3 separate regions of the Homo sapiens genome follow, and all the other regions are linked to region 3. Evidence: chromatin contacts called from ENCODE Hi-C or POLR2A ChIA-PET data. All regions are on one chromosome and are shown on one strand. The core of a region is the stretch at or near the end of the contact, and the rest is flanking DNA. Distances in the headings are between cores, read along the strand shown. Region 1 holds the start of ALKBH6 (alkB homolog 6). Region 2 holds the start of TMEM147 (transmembrane protein 147). Region 3 holds the start of ARHGAP33 (Rho GTPase activating protein 33).

What was found. Hi-C counts contacts between places; a loop is a spot of excess contacts on that map. ChIA-PET counts read pairs that join two places held with the same protein, here RNA polymerase II (POLR2A). Pooled maps may share reads with other maps.
Region 1: a map of CD8-positive, alpha-beta T cell shows a loop between it and region 3 (26-fold over the local background). The contact joins the promoter of ALKBH6 here to the promoter of ARHGAP33 in region 3. A Hi-C loop is called at or near these places in 5 of 168 maps with a recorded cell type or tissue (CD14-positive monocyte, CD8-positive, alpha-beta T cell, dorsolateral prefrontal cortex and 1 more), 3 of 37 single-sample maps with no recorded cell type and 14 of 50 pooled maps. POLR2A ChIA-PET finds 5 or more read pairs at or near these places in 2 of 52 experiments (A673 and activated CD4-positive, alpha-beta T cell).
Region 2: a loop to region 3 is called in a map of ascending aorta, with 4 times the contacts of the local background. The contact joins the promoter of TMEM147 here to the promoter of ARHGAP33 in region 3. A Hi-C loop is called at or near these places in 1 of 168 maps with a recorded cell type or tissue (ascending aorta), 2 of 37 single-sample maps with no recorded cell type and 15 of 50 pooled maps. POLR2A ChIA-PET finds 5 or more read pairs at or near these places in 1 of 52 experiments (WTC11).

What each region holds. Positions count from the first base shown.
Region 1 is chr19:36,012,108-36,015,929 of GRCh38, reverse strand. It overlaps ALKBH6 (alkB homolog 6), which reads left to right and starts at 1,717. Exons shown (of 7, transcript NM_032878.5): 1 at 1,717-1,755; 2 at 2,508-2,586; 3 at 2,841-2,909. The coding sequence starts at 2,533. It overlaps CLIP3 (CAP-Gly domain containing linker protein 3), which reads left to right. Exons shown (of 14, transcript NM_015526.3): 14 at 1-1,270. It overlaps LOC101927572 (a long non-coding RNA gene), which reads right to left and starts at 1,428. Exons shown (of 4, transcript NR_170988.1): 1 at 1,344-1,428. RefSeq lists an enhancer at 1,228-1,327.
Region 2 is chr19:35,542,902-35,546,875 of GRCh38, reverse strand. It overlaps TMEM147 (transmembrane protein 147), which reads right to left and starts at 1,250. Exons shown (of 7, transcript NM_032635.4): 1 at 1,060-1,250; 2 at 919-988; 3 at 291-350; 4 at 68-204. The coding sequence starts at 1,136. It overlaps GAPDHS (glyceraldehyde-3-phosphate dehydrogenase, spermatogenic), which reads right to left. Exons shown (of 11, transcript NM_014364.5): 7 at 3,850-3,931; 8 at 3,385-3,536; 9 at 3,049-3,211; 10 at 1,870-1,967; 11 at 1,557-1,778. The coding sequence ends at 1,706. TMEM147-AS1 (TMEM147 antisense RNA 1) reads left to right here and starts at 847. Exons shown (of 4, transcript NR_038396.1): 1 at 847-939; 2 at 3,603-3,965. RefSeq lists a silencer at 669-1,248 and enhancers at 941-1,633, 3,348-3,849.
Region 3 is chr19:35,772,911-35,776,883 of GRCh38, reverse strand. ARHGAP33 (Rho GTPase activating protein 33) reads right to left here and starts at 1,320. Exons shown (of 21, transcript NM_001366178.1): 1 at 1,220-1,320. The coding sequence starts at 1,225. RefSeq lists a silencer at 1,059-1,538 and an enhancer at 1,769-1,828.

The DNA of each region.
Region 1 (3,822 bases), core at 468-2,967, 240 kb before region 3:
GGCTAGTCCCTATCCCCAACCCCTCAGAGCAGATTCCCAGATTAACAGATTTCCATATCACCCCAAATGATGGTGACCCTCTCCACATAATGCATTACAACAGAACATTCTTGAATCACCCAACCCTGGATCAGAAACCTCCCCATTAACAAACACTGCCCCTTAAGTCCTCTTGAAATAAACATAGGTCACACCCCCAAAGCAAAAGAGTAACAGACATTCATGTCATTGTTCCCCATTTAACATCAGTCCTCTCAAGATGTCGTGACCCCATGGTCACCCTGAAGCCCTTAGATTCCAACCCCTCAATCAGAGACTTCCTTCATTAACAAAGACCCTTGTTCTTATCCCTCAAGAAGAAACCCACCATAACCAGCCCACTGTCACCCCTAATTTACAGACACCAAAACAGTCCTGGAAGTGCTAATTACAGGACCCCCCAAGTCTTCCTACCCTCTGCACCCTCAAGAAACCCCCAGTGCCTTGTATGAAGCCCACCCCACATGGCCCACAGCTCCTGTGCTGGCCAGACTCCCAGAAAATTCTCTATTTTTTAAGTAACGACTTCCCCCTTTGGGGGACCCCAAAATTTGGAGGCCCCATTCTAGGACTCTGGGGATCCCAAACCCTAGAGTACACACGTCCCAAACTCCCCTGTGCCCTCAAGTCCTACAGCCCCTAGAAGACCCCAATGCCGTAACTCCTAGGACCCCCAAATCATGGAATCCCAAATCCCCAGGGAATCCCAAATTTGAAAATCCAATCCCAAGTCCCCAGGAAACCCAATCATGAGGTCCTTGTGCCTGGTATGGAGGAGACTGCAGTCAGGATATGCATTCCAGGCTCCCAGACACCTCAAGCCCTATTCACAGGCACCAGGAAACCCCACACAGGAATTCCCATCCCTGGAAACTGGAGAATTTCAATGCCCCGAGTCCATGGGTTTCAAGACACCAAATTCCAAGAGCCCCAGCCCTAAGGGAACCCCAAATCCTAAAGCCTCCATCTCTAATAAATGGAAGGCCCCAAGGCCCTGAGGGGATCTCAAATCCTGGAACCCCGATTTCAATCTACGTTCTAGTCACTGGCCTCAAAGGACCCCACAGCACCTGGGCCAGACCAACAGCTCGAGGGAGAACCTGAAGGCCCAGGGGGTCCAGGGCGGACCTGGGGCCCCGACCACCAAGGACAGCTCACGACTGCCCCTTCACTGCATGTCCCCAAACTCAGCATGACTCCTGTCCTCTTCAATAAAGACGTTTCTATGGCCTCTCTGTGTCGGGTCATTGGGGGTTTCCCTTGCTGGGAGAAGACGGGAAAGGAAGTGCTTCCTTCAGTCTCACCTCCCTGCGGCGTGGGCAGGTGATGGCGCTGGCCGCGGGAAGTCCTTCTAGCAGCCTCTCATGTCTTCCCGCGGCTGTCACGGCTGCCGCCCCCGTCCCACCCATCGGGGTCCACTCCGCCAATGGCCAGGTTCAGTTCCTAAGTTCTGAGTGGCCAGTGCCAGACGACGATGCCCCGCCCACGCCCTCCTGCCAATGGCTCAGAGGCCAGGAGGCGCGGCCTATCCTTAGGCGAGCATGAAGGGGGCGGGCGAATACTGAGTGAGAGCGCCGATTGGGTGGAAGGCGGGCCCTTGAAGCCTCTGGGAGCTCCCATTGGCCTGCGGACTCTGCGTCTGTAATGTGGGGCGGAAATGGCTGGGAGGGGGATGGGGATGTTGAATTTGGAAATTGGAGGGGACGCTGGTGGACGGTCAGTTTTGGGGAGTGCTGGGGGTAGAGATGGATGTCAATAGGGCTGAAAGTGGGGATCCGGGGGAGCCCAGAGTAGGAGTCCGAGGAGGCTCAGAGCTTGGAGTCCTAAAAGGCTCGGAGTCGGGGATCTGAATGGTTCAGGGAGGGAAGAAGATTTGGGAGTCAGCCTCAGAGCTAAAGATCTCAGGGTGCTGGAGTGAAGGGGCGCTCAGGAGGGGAAATCCGAGGGGCGTCCAAATGGGGGGATCCGAGGAGGCTGAGGGTGGACATGTCTGAGGAGGCTCAGATTGGGGTCACAGGAGTGCACAGAATGGGATTCGGTGGGGGGCGGGGGTCGCTGAGTGTTGATAGCCGGGCTCACAGTTGCAGGTCTGAAGCGGGGTCTCAAGGTGTTTAAAGGGGCTCTGGAGTGCAGCCCTGGGGGCTATGTGTAGAGCTTTTGAGAAAGGCTCCCTGTGTGTGGGGCCAGAGAATGTTCTCTGTGGGAGGATTGAGAAGGCATATGTGTAGTTGGATGGGCCCTTAGTGGACAGAGTAATGGGGGATTATTCTTGGGGCTCATTGTGTCCGGGCATGGAACGTAGGGGCTCTCTGTGTGGCTTGTAAGATGCTGAAGACTCAGATTTTAGAGACCAAGTGCGTTTCAGAAGAGGGCTGAGGTGAGGCCTGGCCTGTGATGGGGTGGAATGCTGCATCATGGTGTTAGGGCGGGAGGCCTAGTGACTTCAGTATGTCCTCCCCTCCCTACAGGATTGGGTGCAAGGAGTTGGTGTTGATGGAGGAGCAGGACGCCAGAGTCCCAGCCCTGGAACCGTTCAGAGTGGAGCAGGTTGTCAGAACTCAGGGTGCAGAGGGTGAAGGAGGCAGGCTGATTCCTGAGTTCTTGGGTTGGGACTGCCCCCTTCCACCAAATTCATTCTTACTGTCAGAGTCCATTCTGGAATGGCACTGGTCCCTTGACTTTAGACCCTGACCTGTCTGAGGACATCCTGAGCCTGTCTCCAGGCATAGGGGTTGCTCTGTGATGATATGTCCTCTGTGTGGGTTGAAGGGCCACACCTTCAGGGGGTCTTTCTATCCTAGGCACCACCTGTAATCTACTATGTCCCTGACTTCATCTCCAAAGAAGAGGAGGAGTATTTGCTTCGACAGGTGACCTCAGTGCCCTACTGGTCTGTTTTCCCACTCTTCCCATATTCCTCCCCAATGTCCATCCTCTGTATGAGAGCCCCCAAGGCTGCAGTGAAGACCCCGACAGAAGGAACAAGGAAGTTACAGAGCTCATACTCCCTCTACTGAGATAGCCCAATCCTGCTAGCTTAGAGAATAGGGGGTTATAAACATAGGCTGAGATAGCCCAGTTCAGATCATTGAGACTGGGGAGTAAAGAATTTTGTATTCAGATTTCTGTGCTGAGATAGCCCAGTAAACTCTTTCCTGTGCTAAAATAGCCCAGCATAGACCCAGAGCACAATAAGGTTACCAAATACAGACCATCTACGCTGAGATGGCCCAGTCTGCATTCTGTTCTTAAGGTTTGGGGAAAGAAGAATTTTCAAAGCTCAGAGTTCCTGCCCTTTGCAGCCCCAGTGCCTAAGTTACAGAGCACAGATCTTCCCTGTGTTGGAGTAACCCACTGATCTTGAGTCCAGGAAAAAATTAGCTACAGAACACAGACTTTTTTGCTGAGATAGCCCATTCCAGACCTTTGCGTTCTTGGCATTGAAAAATCTACATATTATAGAATTCCTGGGCTGAAATAGCCCAGTACAGCTCCATAACCATGAAGGGAATGAGTAGATTATCAACTAGAGCTAGACTTGTTGGACTGAGATAGCCCATTCTAGATCATTAGGATCTTGGCAGTGGAAGATTTTCAAAGTACTTTCTTTGCTGTGCTGAGATAGCCCAGCTTTGCATACTCCCTCCCCCAGGCAATAGGAACAAGTCGGTTGCAGAACTCAAACTGTCCTCAGAGAGCCCAGGAATCAGGAATTTTTGTTTGTTTGTTTTTTGAGACAATCTTGCTCTGTCGCCCAGGCTGGACTGCAGTGGCGTGATCTCG
Region 2 (3,974 bases), core at 1-2,500, 230 kb after region 3:
CTCCAGCACCCCCGTGGAACCCAGGTGTCCCTTCTCAGGGGTCTGGGCTCCAGGCTGCTGTACGCACCGGGACATAATAAGCTCAGCAGTGGCCCAGCCCAGGGCAGCAACCATGATCTTGTACTCTCCCTTGCCGGCATTCCGGGACATGACAAGGTTTAGACCTATCAGGTCTGCCACATCCACGCTGGCCTTCATGAACTCCTGCGGGTCAGGTTGAGGCTTAAGTAAGCACAGGGGGACAGGGAGCCCCATTCCTGAACTCCCTTCCCTTCCCTGGCCCCTCTCACCCCAATGAAGTCATAGATGCCGCCTTCCCAGGTGGGAAAGAAAGTGGCCAAGAACAGCATCTGAGAACAGAAAGCAGAAAGAGGTCACTTCAAGGTGAGGGGATCAAGATAAACCACGTGGGATTTGTGGGAAGTTCGTGGGTAGGAAGAGGGCAGGACAGGTTCTGGGGGCCCATCTGGAAGAGGAACCACCAGATGGTGGCAAAATTACAGGAATCGGGGAGATAGAGGATAGGTCCCCGGGTCCCCGAGGGGGCTGGAAGTTTGAGTTCTGGGTGATCACAGGGCATCTGAGTCAGGTCTGAAGGTGCTGCTCCTTGGGCAGTGTTAGCAGCACGTACGGAATCAGTGATCACTCTTAACCGCACCAAAAAAAACCTGTTAGCCAACCACACTACTGAGGTTTTCTCAGTTTTACTAAGTGCTACGCAAAAGTTGCTTCTAGGTCTCTTCTCAGGTCGTGCCCTCTTTAAAGTCCATCCTCTCTAGGTATCCTGACGCCTCCCAGTGCGGAGTCCCGAGGGCGGTCCCACCGTGGGGCGGCGGGGGCGCGGATAGGCAACGGGGGCGGGTCCCTGGGTCTGCAGAGCCTGGGGGCCAGAACACGTGGCTTCCCGGTGGCCCTCACCTTGCAGAGTTGGACAAAGAGGTAGGTGACTCCAGCCTGGACGCATTTCCAGAAGGCGTTGTACTCGGACCTGGAGAAGCGGGAGGTGAGGGTCGGCCCGGGCCCCGCGCCCTCTCCGCCCCGCGCCCTTCCCGCACTCACAGGCCGCTGCACTTGTAGGTGATGAAGTAGGGGAAGTAGGCAAGAGCGAAGCAGTTCCCGAAGTGAAACAGGGTCATGATGCCGGCCGCCCGGTCCCGCCCGCGCGGGGATCGCGAGGCGGCGTCTCCGGGAGCGGGTCTCCGGCTCCGCCGGCTCTTTCGCCACGGCCAGGGCCTGGCACCCACCTGACTGGCGGGGGCCCGCGCGCGACCTTCTGGGAGCAGTAGTCCCGGCGCGGGGCGTCGCGCCCAGTGACGTCAGAGAGCCCGTGGCCGGCCCTGGGTCCCACCGCTGCCGGCCCAGCGCTTTGGGGAGTGACTTCCGGCCATGCGGGGCCTCTACCGCTGCCATCGCGGTCCCGGTCTCCTGAAGTGGAACCCGGCTTGGAGTCGAGCGCGACCCCTCGCCCGTGGGCGCAGGCGATCGAGTAAGGGTGGGGCGGGCCTCAAACCCGGATCAGAACCCGCCCTGACCGGCGCAGAGATACGGGACGCAGCCGTGAGCACTGTTTTTTATTTCACCATGGACCCATCGGCGTGGGGCGCCCGCCCCGGGTGTCCTTCCTCCCCCGGGCAGCCAGATGCTGGAACGGGAGGCACATGTTCCGGCCCCGGCCCCTGGGAAGGAAAGAAAGGACCTTCCCGTTTCACTTGTCTCGGCTGAACATGTAGCGGAGGAGGTCGACCACCCGGTGACTGTAGCCATATTCGTTGTCGTACCTGTGGAGGAGGGGTCGGGAGGTTCAAGGGGGTTCCTTCCGACCACCCCTTAGTTCCCCTCCCTCTAAGTCTCCAGCTCCTTCCCCCTTACCATGAAATGAGCTTCACGAAATTGTCATTGAGCGCAATGCCGGCCTTAGCATCGAAGATGGACGAGTGGGTATCACCGAGGAAGTCCGTAGAGACGACCTGGAAGTCAGAATTTCAAAGATAAGTGTGTCCGGCAGAGCAAGGACCTCCAGGAGCTGAGGCCCCGACTCTTAACTCTATCGCCCATCCATGCATTCATCTATAATATTTGATGTAGCCCTACTGTGTCCAGTCTCTGGACTGGAGGGTATGACCAAGTGCAGGGTATGACCAAGGCACTGTGTCAGGGTCTGGCCAAAGGGCACAGGTCACAAACACCCTCATGCTGTACCAGTACATCCCTTTCCTAGGAATAATGCAAGCGTTTGGAATGGGCCAGCATGGAGGGCCTCTCTGAGGGGTGGCCATGAGCCTGGGTCTAGATGACTAGAAAGATCTGACCGGCTGGGGCCCTCAGCACAGTGTCTGAGGTAGAAGGAGCTGCAGGAAGGGAGGACCTGAGGGTTTTAGCCCTAGTGTCATGAAAGGCCACAGGAGTGTTTTCAATCCTGAAAACGGGTGATGCAATGTGATTCCATTAAAACAAAAGATCCCAGTGACTGTGGGAAAGTGGACCTGCAGGAGTTAATGCAGGGAGACAGCACCAAGGTGGATGTACAGGGGTCCACCATGACCATGGCATCCACTCCTCACAGAGAAGGCATCTGGCCATGGCCTGGCCCTGAGCAAGTATTGAAAAAAATGGGAGCTGTTGTCTTTTGTTCACTAAGCATGTATTAGTCACCTGCTGTATGCCAGGTTGGAGCCACAAAAGTGAAAAGGCAGCCCCTAAATCCCTGTTTTCTTGGAGTGCACACACCACTGGGGCCAACAGTGACTATGAAATGAAATTTCAGGTGAGGAATATGGCCACAAAAAGAACATATTTTGAGGGGGTGCCTTGCTGAAGAGGGAGGTTCCTCCAGAGACTTGGAGGAAGTAAGGACAGACTGTATGGTCACCTGGCAAGGGAAGCATTCCAGACTAAAGGAACAGCAAGTGCAAAGGCCCTGAGGCAGGGAGATCTCCCTTCCTGCCCTGCAGTTTCTGACTTGGCACATTGAGAGCAGCTCCCTGGCAAGTGGAAATCATGTCCCTTCCCAGAGGGCTCCTCCCAGGGTCTCCTCTCCTCAGCCCCTACCTCATCCTCGGTGTAGGCAAGGATGCCAGCCATGGGCCCCTTGGCTGCTGCTTTTACAGCCTCCTTGATGGCTGAGTAGGGGGCAGGCTGGGCGAGGCGGCAGGTCAGGTCCACGACAGACACATCCGGGGTTGGTACCCGGAACGCCATCCCTGTCAGCTTCCTGGAGAATCCCCCATGAGGAACAGGAGTCAGAACTTAGGGACGTTGCCCTCCATTCCCCCTTTCCCTGTGGCTGGGCCAGGCCCCTGCTTTCCTCTTAAGGACTGAGGGCCGGGCCAGTCCAGTCCTCCTGGCGTATGCCCCCACCCTGGTTGCAGCTTCTTGTCCTCATACCCTTTGAGCTCTGGGATGACTTTGGTCACAGCTTTCGCAGCCCCAGTGGAGGCTGGGATGATGTTCTGGTGGGCACCCCGCCCATCTCGCCAGGCCTTCCTTGATGGCCCGTCCACTGTCTTCTGGGTGGCCGTGTAGGAATGGACTGTGGTCTTGGGGAAGAGAAGGACCAAGATGAGGCCTTCATGCTCCTAAGCTCCCATGCCTCTTTTTTCCAGGACTAAGTTGGTGGCCTAGGTGTGGAGGCTGGTGGGGCCACCACCACAGACCACAGGAGGGGATGTGTGCAGGCCAGGGTCCAGCCTTGCCTGAGGGTTGCACAGTGTTTTAAGTGACTTCTGCACTGGTGGGCCTCTCCTCCCGAAACCAGTCTCTCCCTCTTAACTCCATACAGTAAGCAAGGCCCGGGAAGAAGTTGGGTTTCCCTGCCATCCTTCCTGCCCCAGCCCCTCATCCTCAACTCACCATCAACCCTTCCACGATCCCAAATCGCTCGTGGATGACTTTGGCGAGGGGAGCCAAACAGTTGGTGGTGCAGGACGCGTTGCTGAAACAGCCAAGGTGTGCACGGACACTGTGAGGTGAGTCGC
Region 3 (3,973 bases), core at 71-2,570:
CAGGCTGCACCTGGCATCTCCTCTGGACTCTCTCCATCCCCTGAGGTTCCCCCATCCCAGGTTCCATGCCTTGACCAGAGCTTCTCCCTTCACAGCTCTGATCACTCTGAGATGGCACTGGTGGTGACAAGTTCATCTCTCTCATTGGACTATGACCGGCCTCCCAGAAGGAGGGCCCCAGACTGAGCTCCCCAGCATAGAGCTGGGCATTGAGTTGGTGTTCAGACATGATTGTTCCTGATTCTTTTCTGGGTCCCCAGTGCCAGCCCAGTCGCGCGCAGCAGGGACTGGGTAAAATCTGATGAATAAATTAACCAGCTGCCAGACAGATTCACTGGGCTGTAGCGTCTCCCTGCTCCATGTCCCTGCAACCCCCAGTCACCCTCAGGGTCTCACCCTCAGGGTCTGTCCCCCTCCAGCCCATAAGGTTCCCCAAGGCAGGATGGGAGCTGACTCTCTCTGTGCCTGGAGCGTGGGGCCTGCACAGAGGCGGTCTCAGTGAATGTCTGCTAAGTGAGGGAATGAATGGATGAATGAGCGGGAGCAGCATGGTGGGAGAGGGAAATGGTGGGGGAGGGGGATGAGGACAAGGAGATGGAGCAGACCCGAGGATCAAGGGAGGTACAGTGCTGGCCTGTTGGGGTGGAGTAAGGAAGGAGTGGCTGGAGAGACGAGGCAAAGGCTCAGACTGATGCGGGGCGGGGGGGATTGAGAGGAACTGGGATAGGGTGAAAATGAGGGAGAAGGAGAAGAAAAGGGTCAGGCTGGGGATGGAGCGGGTGGGGGGTGGGGCTCGGGAATGAGAAAGGGGCTGTGGGGAGGAGGAGGGGGCTCCGCCGGGGAGGGCTGAGGGCTGGCAGAAGGATGCCGAGGAAGGTGCTGGGATGGGAGCTGGGGAAGGACCCAGGAGCCTCAGGAGGCCCCTGCAGGGGCCACTTGGGTGGCGCGGGTCCCTTCCTGGACTAGCCCCGCCTCCTCCCAGCCCAGGCCCTAGGTCCCTGTCACCCCATCCAGGGCGTGGAAGACGGGGATGCGCGCTTAGGGGGCGGGGTCGAGGTACGGGCTGGGACCCGGGATGGGGCCGCAGGACGGGAGGGACCACGGCTGAAGCACAGGCCGCGGGATCGGGCGGGGCCGGGGGCGGGGCGCGCGGGGCGGGGCTGCGCACGGACAGACTGACATCCGGACGGACAGGCTGACGGCCGCGTGGGACCCTTACCACCATGGTCGCGTAGCCTCCTCAGGCCCCGGCCGCGCTCGACCCCTCGCTCGCCGTTCTCGTCGCCGCTGCCGCCGCCATGGCGACACAAAGGGGAGGGCGCGAGCCGCGCGCGGGCGGCTGCAGACCCCGCCCCTAACGGCTGCCCGTGGCTCCGGCGCGCGCCCCACGGGGGCGGGGGGCAGCGGGAACGCGGCGCTGCTTCTCATTGGCTCCGCCCTTGGCCTTAGGCCGATGCCCCGCCCACCCGGAGGCTTCTCATTGGTTTCACCTTGGGCTCCGCCCCGGCTCTGTGTCCTCGGTCCCGCCCCTCGAAGTTTGACAGCGCCACGCCCATGACTGCTTTTCATTGGCTGTCATCGCCCTCCTGAGACAAGCCCCCAGGTTCTTTATGCTTTGCTTCCGACACTTCCAACACCAAGCAATGGACCCTACCTTTCGTCCACTCCCAGTGTCCATTCTTCTGACTTTTTTATTTTTATTTCTTTAAGAGACAGGGTCTCACTCTGTCGCCCAGGCTGGAGCGCAGTCCTGCAATCGTGGCTTACTGCAGCCTCAACCTCCTGGGCTCAAGCGATACCTCCCATGTAGCTGGGACTACAGGCGTGCGCTACCACGCCTGGCTAATTTTTTTTAGACATGGGGGTCTCACTATGTTACCCAGGATGGTCTTGATCTCTGGGGCTCAAGAGATACTCCCTCCTCAGCCTCCTTTCAAAGCGCTGGGATGACAGGCGTGAGCCACCACGCCAGCCAGCCCCTGATAGTCTTAATTGGATTCTCCCACGGCCTCAGAGCAGTGCCCAGTTCCTTAAGCAGCTTTTCAAAGTCCCAGTCCCAAGTCTCACCTTTTCAGTCCTGATCCCGACCCCGCTCACATAATGCCGAGGACGCTCCGCCCATGGACGTTTCTCGTTGCCTCATATACCTTGCCTAGGACGTAACCCGAGGCTTTCTGCGATTTGGCCTCCCCTGCCCACTGGACATTTTCTTGTTTCCCCTTCTACTGCTTATTACGGGCCAATCTCCAGCCTTGATTTTTTTTTTCTAGGAAAATGCTTAGGGGGAAATGCCAGATCATGCTTATGCCCCCCATAAAGCCATTCCCAATGGAGCCTGCTAATACTGAGCATGCCCAGATAACACTGTAATAACGCCCTTCACAGGAGGGTCTCTCCTTAGTCATGCCCTCAACAAATTCTCATCTCAGAGGGTCTTGGTCTGTTCATTCATTCATTCATTCATTCATTCACTCAAACTCTAATCAATTTGTACATACATCAACAACCAAACCAGGAGAAAATATACCCTGCCCACATTGGAGCTCAAAAGCTACTGGGAGAAGACAATGAACAAAATTAACATTAAACAAAATATAGAATATTAGGCCAGGCGTGGTGGCTCACGCCTGTAATCCCAACACTTTGGGAGGCCGAGGCGGGCAGATCACTTGAGGTCAGGAGTTCGACACCAGCATGGCCAGCATGGAGAAACCCCGTCTCTACTAAAAATACAAAAATTAGCCAGGTGTGGCGGCGGGCGTGCCTGTAATCCCAGCTACCTGGGAGGCTGAGGCAAGACAATGGGTTGAACCCAGGTGGCAGAGTTTGCTGTGAGCCGAGATCGCGCCACTGCACTCCAGCTTAGGTGTTGAAGTGAGACTCTGTCTCAAAAAAAAAAAAAAAAAAAAAAAAAAAAAGCTGGGGACAGTGGCTCACGCCTGTAACCCCAGCACTTTGGGAGGCCGAGGCGGGAGGATCACAAGGTCAGGAGTTCGAGACCAGCCTGGCCAATATGCTGAAACCCCGTCTCTACTAAAAATACAAATATTAAAATTAGCCAGGTGTGGTGGCGTGTGCCTGTAATCCCAGCTACTCAGGAGCCTGAGACAGGAGAATTGCTTGAACCCAGGAGGCGGAGGTTGCAGTCAGCCGAGATTTTGCCACTGCACTCCAGCCTGGGAGACAGAGCAAGACTCTGTCTGAAAAAAAAAAAAAATATTAGAAGGTGATTCATTCTATGGAGAATAATTAAGCAAGGGCTGGTGAAAGGGAGTGCTGAGGGAGAGGTGAATGTGCAGTTACTTATGTACTAAATTTGCTGACCTCACTCTCATCACAGGGATTTCCCACACGATATTCCTTCTGTCTAGTGTTTCCCCATCAACCCCTGCAGTGATTTTTTTTTTTATTTTTTAATTTTTCTGGGTACATAACAGGTATATTTAGGTATATATATTGAGGGGGCACATGAGATGTTTTGATACAGGCATGCAATGTGTAATAATCACATCATGGAGAATGGGGTCCTGCAGTGATTTTAAAACAGCTGCAAATTCTCTGACACTCTTCTTATCAAGACGCGGACTCTATGATTGCTTTCTATGAATCTGGGTGGGACTAGGATAGCTTCAACCAATAGAAAACAGTGGAAGTGACACGGTGATTTCTAAGGCTATGTGATGAAAGGCAATGCAGCTTCTTGACCAATGTTCTCGTCCACTGGAATGAGCTGTAGAACCATGGTGCATCATATGCGAAGTGTGACTATGCTGAAGCAGACATGCTTTGAGGAAGCCCAGGCCAATGGAGCTATGTATAGGCATTAGTCAATAGTCCCAGTCAGACTGGGAGAAGACCACGGAAGAAGTTCTGGAGGATTCTACTCCACAGCCATCAAGTCTATCAAGTCACCTTTGAGTCTTTCCAGGTGAATCCCCAGACATCATGGAGGAGACAAAAATTGTCCCCATAT